Regions from separate parts of the Homo sapiens genome. Here region 2 is linked to region 1. Evidence: read pairs that join two places in POLR2A ChIA-PET (ENCODE). Cell type or tissue: OCI-LY7. All regions are shown on one strand. Each heading gives the region's core, and the rest is flanking DNA. Links, peaks and the distances in the headings are about the cores only. Region 1 holds the start of LOC124901573 (a long non-coding RNA gene). Region 2 has its middle 7.3 kb from the start of INTS1.

What was found. Peaks named below come from ENCODE experiments on the same cell type or tissue, not always from the same donor. Only the 100,000 strongest peaks of a DNase experiment are listed, where the experiment ranks them.
Region 2: POLR2A ChIA-PET joins it to region 1 with 9 read pairs; 2 of 35 experiments call an interaction of 5 or more read pairs at or near these places.

Annotation. Positions count from the first base shown.
Region 1 is chr7:1,977,540-1,982,903 of GRCh38, forward strand. MAD1L1 (mitotic arrest deficient 1 like 1) reads right to left here. Exons shown (of 19, transcript NM_001013836.2): 15 at 2,914-3,002. LOC124901573 (a long non-coding RNA gene) reads left to right here and starts at 2,970. Exons shown (of 3, transcript XR_007060190.1): 1 at 2,970-3,050. RefSeq lists enhancers at 2,225-3,424, 2,619-3,270. In OCI-LY7, for the core only: no CTCF peak of the experiment used is centred there; DNase peaks (open chromatin) are centred at 2,862 and 3,282; H3K4me3 peaks cover 719 bases; H3K27ac peaks cover 438 bases.
Region 2 is chr7:1,508,980-1,514,343 of GRCh38, forward strand. No RefSeq gene overlaps it. Among named protein-coding and RNA genes, the nearest start is that of INTS1, 7.3 kb to the left of the region's middle. RefSeq lists a silencer at 1,855-1,904 and enhancers at 4,620-4,689, 4,730-4,819. In OCI-LY7, for the core only: no CTCF peak of the experiment used is centred there; DNase peaks (open chromatin) are centred at 482, 1,612, 1,962, 4,002 and 1 weaker place; H3K4me3 peaks cover 1,873 bases; H3K27ac peaks cover 4,819 bases.

The DNA of each region.
Region 1 (5,364 bases), core at 317-5,316:
TCGGCCAGCCCAGAGAGGGGCTCCCACAGTGCAGTGGCAGGCTGAAGGGCTCCAAACAAAATGGTGGGGACGAGAAGCTTTGACCTTGATGTAAAAGATATCAATGATAAAGGCCTTTTCTTAAATTGTAAAAATGAATAAACCCCAAGCATGCCAGCCCACACAAATCTGACACACGCCTGGCCATGCTCCCATCAACTGCAGAACGAGAGGTTCTAGGTGCCAAAAGGCCCAGCAGAAAGCAGAGTGCCATCTCAGAGAGCGGGGAGCCGTGCAGCGTGACGCAGGCTCCTGCGTGGGCAGCCACGGGCCGGGACACGCTGACCTTCCTGAAACCTTCACAGATGCTGGAAGCCACAGCTGCAACTCCCCAGATTTAAGAACCTACTCCACCACCTCCCACGTGGCTCCTGGGGACTGGAGGACAACGGTGGAGACCACCCTGCCTCGCGTGGCATTCAGGACCTTGCAGGGTCAGGCACCAGCCACACCAGCCCAGACCTTCCCGATGCGCTGCTGTGCACGGCCTCTCCCCCTGCGCCCGCGTGCCTCCAGAGGCCCTTTCTCCATGATGACAAGGTGTGGCCTCTGCTGCTGGTCCCAGCTCCCCCTCTCACTGCAGACACACATTGAAGCCTGTCTGGCACGTCATCCAGCCTTGGCCTTGGTGAGCTCCTGACCTGCCTGGGCTGCCCTTCTGGGCCATTCCTTCTGTCTCACTACACACTACCCCCTCTCCGAGGCCTCCAGGCCCGCTGCTCTGTGTGGCAAGGGTCTTTCTCCCCAGGTGGGGCTGCTCTTGCAAGTCAGGGTGTGTGTGGGAGGCATATTTTGCTCATCTCTGCAAAGGAAAAGCCAACTCCGGCTTCGGAGGGGCTCCCAGCACCAATGCTTGGTGAGCAGGTGGTGGGGACGGCCCCTCTGCCACTCTCCTTCCCCTCCCCAGGCCTGGCAGCCAGTGCTTTCTCCAGTCACATTCTTCCACTTTAAAGCCTCTAGTGCCTCCCACTGCTGCTAGGAAAGAGACTGCATGCTCACCATGGCACCTGCCCGGTCTCCAGCTTCCCCCACCCCACACCCACACTCACACACAGCCCCCAACCCCATCAACCCGAAGACCACACGCAGACGCACTTCCAGGGGGAGACATCCACTGTCACAGGACCACGTGCACCTCACAGGCTGTAACGACAGAGCCTCTAGGTGAAGAATGGCCCCCAGGTCCCCGAGACATGGAGACGCAGATGAAGACGGAGAGCGCGTCGGGGCCCACTCACCACTCCATCAGCCTCCATGCTCGGCCCTAAGGACGCCACGGCACACACTCAGTATCTGAACACTTGAACGGCTGAGCAGATGTAAATGAAACCGCTCAGACTCCGGCAGATCCCAGAGAGGGCGATGTGTAAGGCACAGCCCATGCATGAGGAATGCTTCAGAGACGCTGGAGGAACATCGAATCTAGAAGGCATCATAGCTGCCATGTGCAGAGCACTTCCTGGGCCGGGGCCACACTAAAGGCAGCCCTTTTCCTGCTTTACTCTCGGCAACCCTGAGAAAGAGGGGCCATCCACAGGTGAAAACTGGAACCCCAGGGAGTGGGTGTGACGGACGAAGCAGAGGCTGCTGCCGCGGGGGGTCCAGGGGCCCACACACCAAAGCTGTGTGGCCTAGGAAGGGTGCTCTCTCCCCACTGCCACCCCCATCTCACTGCAGGGCCATTTGATGTCCCCTGGAGCTGTCTCAGTCCCCTGTTCTCAGTTCCTCTGATGACCAGGAGAAACCCTGGATGCCCAGGGCCTGGCCTGCTGCAGACACTCAGAGCAGAGGAGTGGCCAATGCAGGAAAGCCATGGGCCTCCTGCCACCCCACCCTGTGCCCACAGCCACCGCCTCCCACATTGGATTCTGGCAGGATACTCGGGTTGCCCCACAGCCACTTTCAATCCGCACTGGATGGGGCAGCGCCAACACAGGCACCAAAGCGGAGCCCGGAGCTCCACCTGCATCTGCCTGGAAACCTCTTGCCTGAGGACCCTGATGGGTCCACAAGGCGGGGGAGAGGCAGAGAGCTCTAGAAAAGCAGCCCGGCCTGCAGACCCTGCTCTAGGGGCGCCGTGTGCAAGCAGGAGCTGGGGTGAGGGTGGCCTAGGACAGTGCAGTGGCAGAGAGCTGGCAGCATGTCTGAAGCGGAGCCCAAGGGCTGCTGGACACGCCTGGCTGCTGCACTGCCTGGGCTCTGCTCTGAGCCACACTCCCGTGCAGCCATCTCGGCACAGCACTGCCATGCAGCCCCTGCGGCTGCAGACCCGGCTCCAGCGCCGCCCCCTGATGGAGGACCTGCTCCCTTCTGAGCGTCAGGGACACTGAGAGACCCCTGCTGTCAGTGCTGGCTGGAGAAGTGCTGCTGAAGAAAGGGCCACACCAGCAGAGACGAGTGTCCCTGCAGAGAGGAACCTAGGTGGATGGGATGGGACTTACAAAGAAAAGCCCTTCCAGGAAGGCAGCAGAGGAGCAAGACTTTACTCCAGCCACCCACGGGGGAGCACACAGAGAAGGTCACGGCCTGGAGAGGGGGACAGGAGGCTGCCGGTGGACGTGTCTCCCGCACTCCCCTCCTCTGGAAAGGGCACACCTGAGCGTGCGCACCTCCCCGCTGGGGGACACGCCTGAGCATGTCCACTTCCTTCCTGGGGGACACGCATGAGCGTGCCCACCTCCCCCCACCCCACAGGACACACCTGAGCACGTCCGCCTCTTCCTCCGTGGGACACACCTGGGCGTATCCGCCTCCTCCCCCACAGGACACACCTGGGCGTATCTGCCTCCTCCCCCGCAGGACACACCTGGGCGTATCCGCCTCCTCTCTGGGGGACACACCTGGGCGTGTCCGCCTCCTCTCTGGGGGACGTACCTGAGCGTGTCCGCCTCCTCCCTGGAGAACAGGAAGCTCTGTTCGGCAGAGCTGGACTGAGACTTCAGCATCTTCAGCTCCATCTCCAGCTAGGAGAAAGCAAAGGATAGAGGGTCAGCAGACACGAGCGCACCCAGGTGTGTGGGGAACCCCAGCCCAGGCCCCTGAGACCACCCCTGGCAGCACCCCCGCCCTGGGCTGGGAGCTGCGGGAGAGACCTCTCTCCTGGAAGCCTGAAGCTGCCAGGCCAGACAGCACTCTAACTTTGCAAACTCAAGTTCTCTCATTTTTTTGTCACTTCCATCTCCTGAATAGCAACAGATGCACAGGCTCACGGTGAGGTGTGTGGGGTGCATGTGAGAGTCTCTGGAGAGTGGACACGCAGCTGGGGAGAGAGCACGCTCCAACGCTGCCGTCGGTTTGGTTTAACAGCCACAAGCCGTCGTTTATTCCGCTACTTCCAATTCCTCTACAGAACAGCGTGAGATGCTGCACCGCCCGGGAGGGAGCCTGGATTCTGTTTTTCTTTTCTGAGATGGAGTCTCGCTCTGTCACCCAGGCTGGAGTGCAGTGGCACAATCTCGGCTCACTGCAACCTCCACCTCGCAGGTTCAAGTGATTCTTCTGCCTCAGCCTCCTGAGTAGCTGGGACTACAGGCGCGTGCTGCCACGCCTGGTTAATTTTTTGTATTTTAGTAGAGATGGGGTTTCACTGTGTTCTCCAGGCTGGTCTCGAACTCCTGACCTCGGGTGATTCACCCGCCTCCGCCTCCCAAAGTGCTGGGATGACAAGCGTGAGCCGGTGTGCCCGGCCAGGAGTGTGGATTCTAACTCGCCCCTACACACCTAGGGTGGGAGGCATCAGGGGCAGCAGACGGTGGGGAGGCCAGGAGCCAGAACGGACTGCGGGCTCAAGGAAGAGCAGGGCACAGACGGGGGCCTGGTCAGGCAGGCTGGCGCAGGCTGAGGGGCTACGTAGGCACCAGCTCCAGGGCCCGGGGGTGCTAAGGAAGGCCCACCCAGAGACGCCCCTCACCACTCCTGGGGTGTCTCATGGACAGGATCCGATGGGTTTAGGGAGGTAAATCCTGCCCCTGGCCCAAGTCAGAACCTTGTTCCCACCAGTCCTGACCCACTCCAAAGCCCAGCTCACTCCGTCACGAAGGGAGGAGGAAGGGCAGTGTGGCCTCAGGGAGGGAAGGACAGGTGCCAGCAGGTACCACGGCAGCCGGAGGCCCCCAGCAGTGAAGCTGCAAAGCCTGCCAGACACCCAGGGTGGAATGATGTGAGGGGGACAACACCCCCTGGGCTGGGGGCCAGCAGGAGCCTGGGAAAAAAGGCACTGGGGCAGGGGGTGCACAGTGTGCAACAGGGCAGGATATGCTAATTACCCTGATCTAATCACCATATGTTACATGTACTGAAACATCACTATGTACCCCATAAATATATACAATTATCATGGGTCCATTAAAAAGAAAGATCCACAGTTCAGACAACAAACACGGATGCCCATGCCCTGAGCAGCCTGTCCCCAACTTCCAACCCCAGCGCCCCAGGCCCCCGACTCTCAGCCAGCCAACGTTCTGAGGTTTGAGCATATGTTCCTTCCGGAGGCTGCTGGTGCGCATGCCAGCAACATGTCTATGTTCTTCCTCCCACCACACTTCATTTTATTTAACAAAAATGGTAAGATGTCCTACACATCATTTGGTACCTTGCTTTTTTTCACTATATATATAAAATATAAAAATATATACATAAATATACATATATATTCTGAGACAGAGTCTCGCTGTGTCACCCAGGCTCGAGTGCAGTGGTGTCATCTCAGCTCACTGCAGCTCCCAGGTTCAAGCGATTCTCCTGCCTCAGCCTCCCAAGTTGCTGGGATTACAGGTGCACGCCATCAAGCCCAGCTAATTTTTGTATTTTTAGTAGAGACGGGGTTTCACCATGTTGGTGAGGCTGGTCCCGATCTCCTGACCTCAAGTGATCCACCTGCCTCAGCCTCCCAGAGTGCTGGGATTACAGGCGTGAGCCGCCGCGCCCAGCCTTTTCTTCTTCTTTCTAACTTATCTTTGTATACGTGATTTTAAATTTTTGTTTCCCGCCCCCTTCACTAAATTCCGACCGACAGCAGCAGTTCTCAGTTGATTCTCTTGGCACATAATCTTATCAGCAGCAAAGAGGGACGATTTTCCAATTTTCCTCCTCCTTCCCAATATTGATACCTTGGGTTTCTTTCCCTTGTCTACTTTGGATGACTAGTATCTCCAGAATAATACGAAATCACAGTTGTGATACTGGACATCCTTAGGTGGCCTGTGGCTTCACTGGAGCTGAAGCCAATACTTTCTTATTTACAGCACATGACCTTTTTTTTCAAATAGGTATTTTCTATCACAGTGAGAAATTACCCATATATTCCTATTTTATTAAGAGTTTTTA
Region 2 (5,364 bases), core at 59-5,058, 470 kb before region 1:
AAGGCCGGGCGCAGTGGCTCACACCTGTAATCCCAGCACTTTGGGAGGCTGAGGCGGGCGGATCACGAGGTCAGGAGATCGAGACCATCCTGGATAACACAGTGAAACCCCATCTCTACTAAAAATACAAAAAAATAGCCGGGCGTGGTGGCAGGTGCCTGTAGTCCCAGCTACTCCGGAGGCTGAGGCACGAGAATCACTTGAACCTGAGAGATGGAGGCTGCAGCGAGCCAAGATCGCACCATTGCACTCCAGCCTAGGCGACAGAGCAAGACTCCATCTCAAAAAAAATAAAATAAAAAAATAAGTTTATATCTGCAAAGACCTTGTTTGCAAATAAGCTCCCATCCTGTGGCTCCGGTGGACGTGGGCTATGGGGCCACTGTTCGCCCCGTCCCAGCCCCACGCCGAGGACTGCCGGGTCCTGCAGGGTCTACATCTCCGTCTCACCTCCCCCGATGCCGCCCCACCCCGCACCTCAGCCTTCTCACTGTTTCCGGAAGGTGCCTGCCTTTCCATGCGCTGTTTCCTGTGCCCAGAAACCCCCCAGCTGGTCCTGGGACTCCCTGTCCACCCCATTCTGGTCTTTGCTCAAGTGGCCTCCTTCTCTGGTCAGTCACTGATGCCCCAGTCCCCTGCACCTGGATGTCACCTTCATGTCTTTTTTTTTTTTTTTTTTTTTTGAGACGGAGTCTCACTCTGCCACCCAGGCTGGAGTGCAGTGGTTCAATCTCAGACCACTGCAACCTCCGCCTCTGGGGTTCAAGCGATTCTCCTGCCTCAGCCTCCCAAGTAGCTGGGATTACAGGCACCTGCCACCACGCCTGGCTTTTTTTTTTTTTTTTCTGAGAGTCTTGCTCTGTCGCCCAGGCTGGAGTGCAGTGGTGTGATCTCTGCCCATTGCAACCTCCACCTCCTGGGTTCAAGCAATTCTGCCTCAGCCCCCATCAGGAGCTGGGATTGCAGGCGCCTGCCACCATGCCCAGCTAATTTTTGTATTTTTAGTAGACATGGGGTTTCACCATGCTGGCCAGGCTGGTCTCAAACCCCTGACCTCAGGTGATCTGCCTGCCTCGGCCTCCCAAAGTGCTGGGATTACAGGCGTGAGCCACCACGTTCAGCCACATCCAGCTAATTTTTATATTTTTAGTAGAGATGGGGTTTTGCCATGTTGGCCAGGCTGGTCTTGAACTCTTGACCTCCGGTGATCCACCCACCTCGACCTCCCAAAGTGCTGGGATTATAGGCATGAGCCACCGCGCCTGGCCCTTCCTTCATGTCTTTTAAAAAAATGTTTTAGAAACGGGGTCTTGCTCTGTTACCCAGCTGGAATGCAGTGGTGTGATCATGGTTTACTGCAGCCTCAAATTCCTGGGCTCAAGCGATCCTCCTGCCTCAGCCTCCCAAGTAGCTGGGACCACAGGTGCACGCCCACCCCTGGCTGGTCTTTTCCCTGCCTTCCTGCCTGACAGAGCCACCAGCAGAGCCTGATCTGCCCAGTCCCCTGCTGGGTCCAGGGTGGCTCGCCATGTTCAGTGAGAGCCCGTGGACAGGTAAGTGATAACTGTGAATTCTCTGGGGGGAGGAAGCCAGTGCTAAAAGCCTAGGCTGTTAGGAGAGCTGGGCCTCAGCCTGGAGGGACGCCGTCGGGCAGGCAAGCCCAAGCCTCTGACTCCCACCATCCCGGGGTCCTCTTTGCTGTGACCCCAGAGTGCAGTGAGTACCAAAGGTGACCCTGTCCTAGCAGGACCCAACCTCGTGACCTGATCAGTGTGGCAGGTTTGGGCTCCAGGGCACCACTGCGGCCCCCCAAGACCCACCAGCACCAGGGGCTGGGGGCGGCTGGCAGGGTGGGGGCAGGGGGAGCAGAGGCCCGGGTCGGGCCCGAGGGGAGACGGGTGCGGTGGGCAGCCTGCAGCTGCGTGTGGTTTAACTGCCTCGTGCCAGGAAGCAGCTGCCGCTCTCTGTGCAGCCTGGGCCTAGACCGGGGGCTCCAGCCTCCCTTCCTGGACCAAGCGTACCCAGCGCAGACCAGGCCTGGCCTTCCCGTTACACACAGGGGCCCTTGTGGGGAACCTGCGGCTCTTCTCAAGTGACCCCCATCCTGGGGGCCCAGCCCCGGCTCCTCCCTGAACCTCCCTGAAGCCTTCCTTCCCCATCCACCCCCAGGCTAGCCCCTGCTAGGAACCTGGGCGCCCACTTTCTCTACCACCCCCTGGCTGGAACCCCAACCTTGTATGGGGCTCCCATAGGGTGCAGCCCCAAAGACAGACCCACGTCCAGAATTCCAGGTATCCCAAGGACCGGTCAGGCCACTGGCCACTACACTGAGACTCGGGACAGCTGGCCAACCTGGTGAGAGCTCAGCCTTCACTGGCCACCGCACTGAGACTCAGGATGGCTGGTTTCCTCGGGGAGAGCTCAGACCTCGCTGGGCACCACATTGAAACTCAGGACGGCTGGTCTACTGGGGAGAGCTTGGACCTCGCTGACCACTGTGCCGTGACTCAGGGTACCTGGTCTACCGGGGAAGAGCTCAGACCCTTTGGCTTCAAAGAGCGGGGGCCAGTCCCGGTTCCACCCCCAGGCTGCACAGGAGAGAGGTGAACCAACAAAGAGAATCGGGAGCCGTGAGGAAGGGGAAGGACTCTGGGAGGCCCATACCCCCAACATGTCTCCTGTGACCTGCTTCGGATCTCAGGCCCTCCCCACTTCTCTCCTCCCGCAGTGAAAACCACCCCTGCTGGGTCTGCCCGCCTGTCCTCTGGGCCCACCCCTCAAACCTCCGGCTTCCATTGCCCCTTCCCCAGATTGTGCACTCACGGCCCCTTCTTTGTGGGCTCCCTCCCAGGGCCCCTCAGGCCAGCTCCAGGGTCTCCTATAACACAAACATGCCCCTCTCTGCCTCAGTTTCCTTCCCGGGTCCAAGCCCCCGGCCTCCCCACTTTGAGTCCCAGAGCCCCAAGCTTTGTCTCCACAACTCCACTTCCCCGCCGTCCACACGCCTCTCCACTCGCTCCAGCGCCAGGCGCTTCCCTGAAACAGGCGCCGCTCTGAGGACCTCAGTGGCTCCCCCCGGAGTGCCCGGTCCTGTGGCCACACAGAGCACCAGTGCTTTGTGCCTTTGGTCTCCGTGACATGGCGGTCCTGATTCTCTTTTTTTAAATTTAGAGACAGGCTCTGACTCTGTTGCCCAGGCTGGAGTGCAGTGGGATGATCACAGCTCACTGCAGCCTTGACCTCCTGGGCTCACGTGATCCTCCCACCCCCACCTCCTGAGCCACTAGAACTACAGGCGTGTACCACCATGCCTGGCTAATCTTTGTATTTTTTGGTAGAGTCAACGTCTCACTATGTTGCCCAGGCTGGTCTTGAACTCCTGGGCTTAAGCGATCCACCTGCCTTGGCCTCCCAAAGTGCTGGGATTACAGGAGTGAGCCACCGCACCCAGCCCAAGTGCCATTTCTGTTTTTTTGAGACAGGGTCTCACCCTGTCGCCCAGGCTGGAGTGCAGTGGTGCAATCTCGGCTCACCGCAACCTCTGCCTCCTGGGTTTAAACGATTCTCCCACCTCAACCTCCCGAGTAGCTGGGACTACAGGCGCGCACCACCACGCCCGGCTAATTTTTGTGATTTTAGTAGAGGTGGGGTTTCACCATATTGGCCAGGCTGGTCTCAAACTCCTGGCCTCAAGTGATTCACCAGCCTCGGCCTCCCAAAGTGCTGAGATTACAGGCGTGAGCCACCACGCCTGGCCTCATTCTTTACAGGGAAACTGGGGAGGAGGGAGGGCTGGGGCAGGAAGAAGCCAGGCTAAGGGGTACTTCTGTTGAAGCCTCCACCTGACCAGGAACTCTCTCCTGCCTGAGGCTGGGGGCTGCCCTGGGAGCATGCATCAGGCACTGGCAGGGTGGTGCCCCCCAGCCCAGGCTGTTCTGTGGAGAAGAGGCAGCCAGCGGCTGTTCACCATCGCGGGCTGCAGCTGCTGGGCCCGTGCGCCACCTGCACGGGGAAGCCACACGCCCACAGTATCCGCTGTAGGCACCTTTTTTTTTTTTTTTTTTTACATTTTGCAAGTGAGGAAATTTAGAGAACTATGGGGAACGGCTCTGCCCCACACCCAGGATGGGGTCTGGCCTCCAGGGCCTCAGGCCATGTGGCACAAAAGGCCCGGGGAGATGTATGTGGTGTTGAGTTCTGCTGGCCGGCTCACTGGCTGTGCGGTGTTGGGCAGGTTTCCTCTCTGGGCCTCAGTTCCCCCACCTGGAAAATGGGTGCGGCAGACGTCCCGCTCTCCTGGGCTGCTGAGGGGCCTCAGTGAGAAGCGGCCCTGACCCTGGTCCAGGACCCGGGCGCACGGCTGGGCAGGCGGCTGCCACGGTCACTGGAAGTGGGCGCTCAGGGCCAGGGATTGAGAGATTCCGCGTTCCTCTGAATGACAAGTGGCCACAGGGTGCCTAGGGGGCTGGCCGTCTCCCAACCACCCTGCCCACTAAATTTAGAAACTGCCTCATGCACACTGGAAGCTCCTCAGCGCGGTGACGAGTGTCAAAGCCGTGAGTCAGCAGTTATGAGGGCGTCGATGCCCGTGGGGCAGCTCGGAGCCCATCAACGCACCAGTGGAGGTTTTGTTCTCTGCTAAACAACAATCTTATATGGAGGTTTTGCGCTGGATTCTGCCAAGAAGGTGCCCTGCAGCAGGACCCCCTGGCAGCTCAGGAGGTCGCAGGTGGCCCCTCGTGGGCTGGTGCCCAGCCAGACTGGTGCCCTTGTGGCCCGGGCCTGAAGCAGCCCTTTTGGGGCTGATATTCAAGAACCCACCGGGCAGCGAGCCTCCTAACATGCAGACCCCCGCCAGCAAGCAGAAGCTCCGGGGGAGTTGAGTGGGGGAGCAGCTTCTGGCTGGAGACTAGGAAGTGCTTTCCAACAATTGTCTGAAAATAGAACGGCCGGCTCACGAGGAAATGAGTCCCCATCACGGGGAGCGGGAGGCGGGAGCAGGAAGACTGTGGCGCAGGGAGGGGGCCCGTGGCCTCTGACCCCGAGAGACCTGAGTCCTTCCGTTCCTCACCCCTGACATCCCAGACATCCAGGAAAACGCGGCCTAGAAAGCCGCCCTGGGATCATGAGGTCAGGAGATCAAGACCATCCTAGCCAACATGGTGAAACCTCGTCTCTACTAAAATACAAAATAAAATTAAAAAATAAGCTAGGCGTGGTGGCGCGCACCTGTAGTCCTAGCTACGCCGGAGGCCGGAGGCGGAGGCAGGGGAATTGCTTGAACCCAGAGGGTGGAGGTTGCAGTGAGCTGAAATCACGCCATTGTACTCCAGCCTGGGCGACAGAGCGAGACTCCGTCTCAAA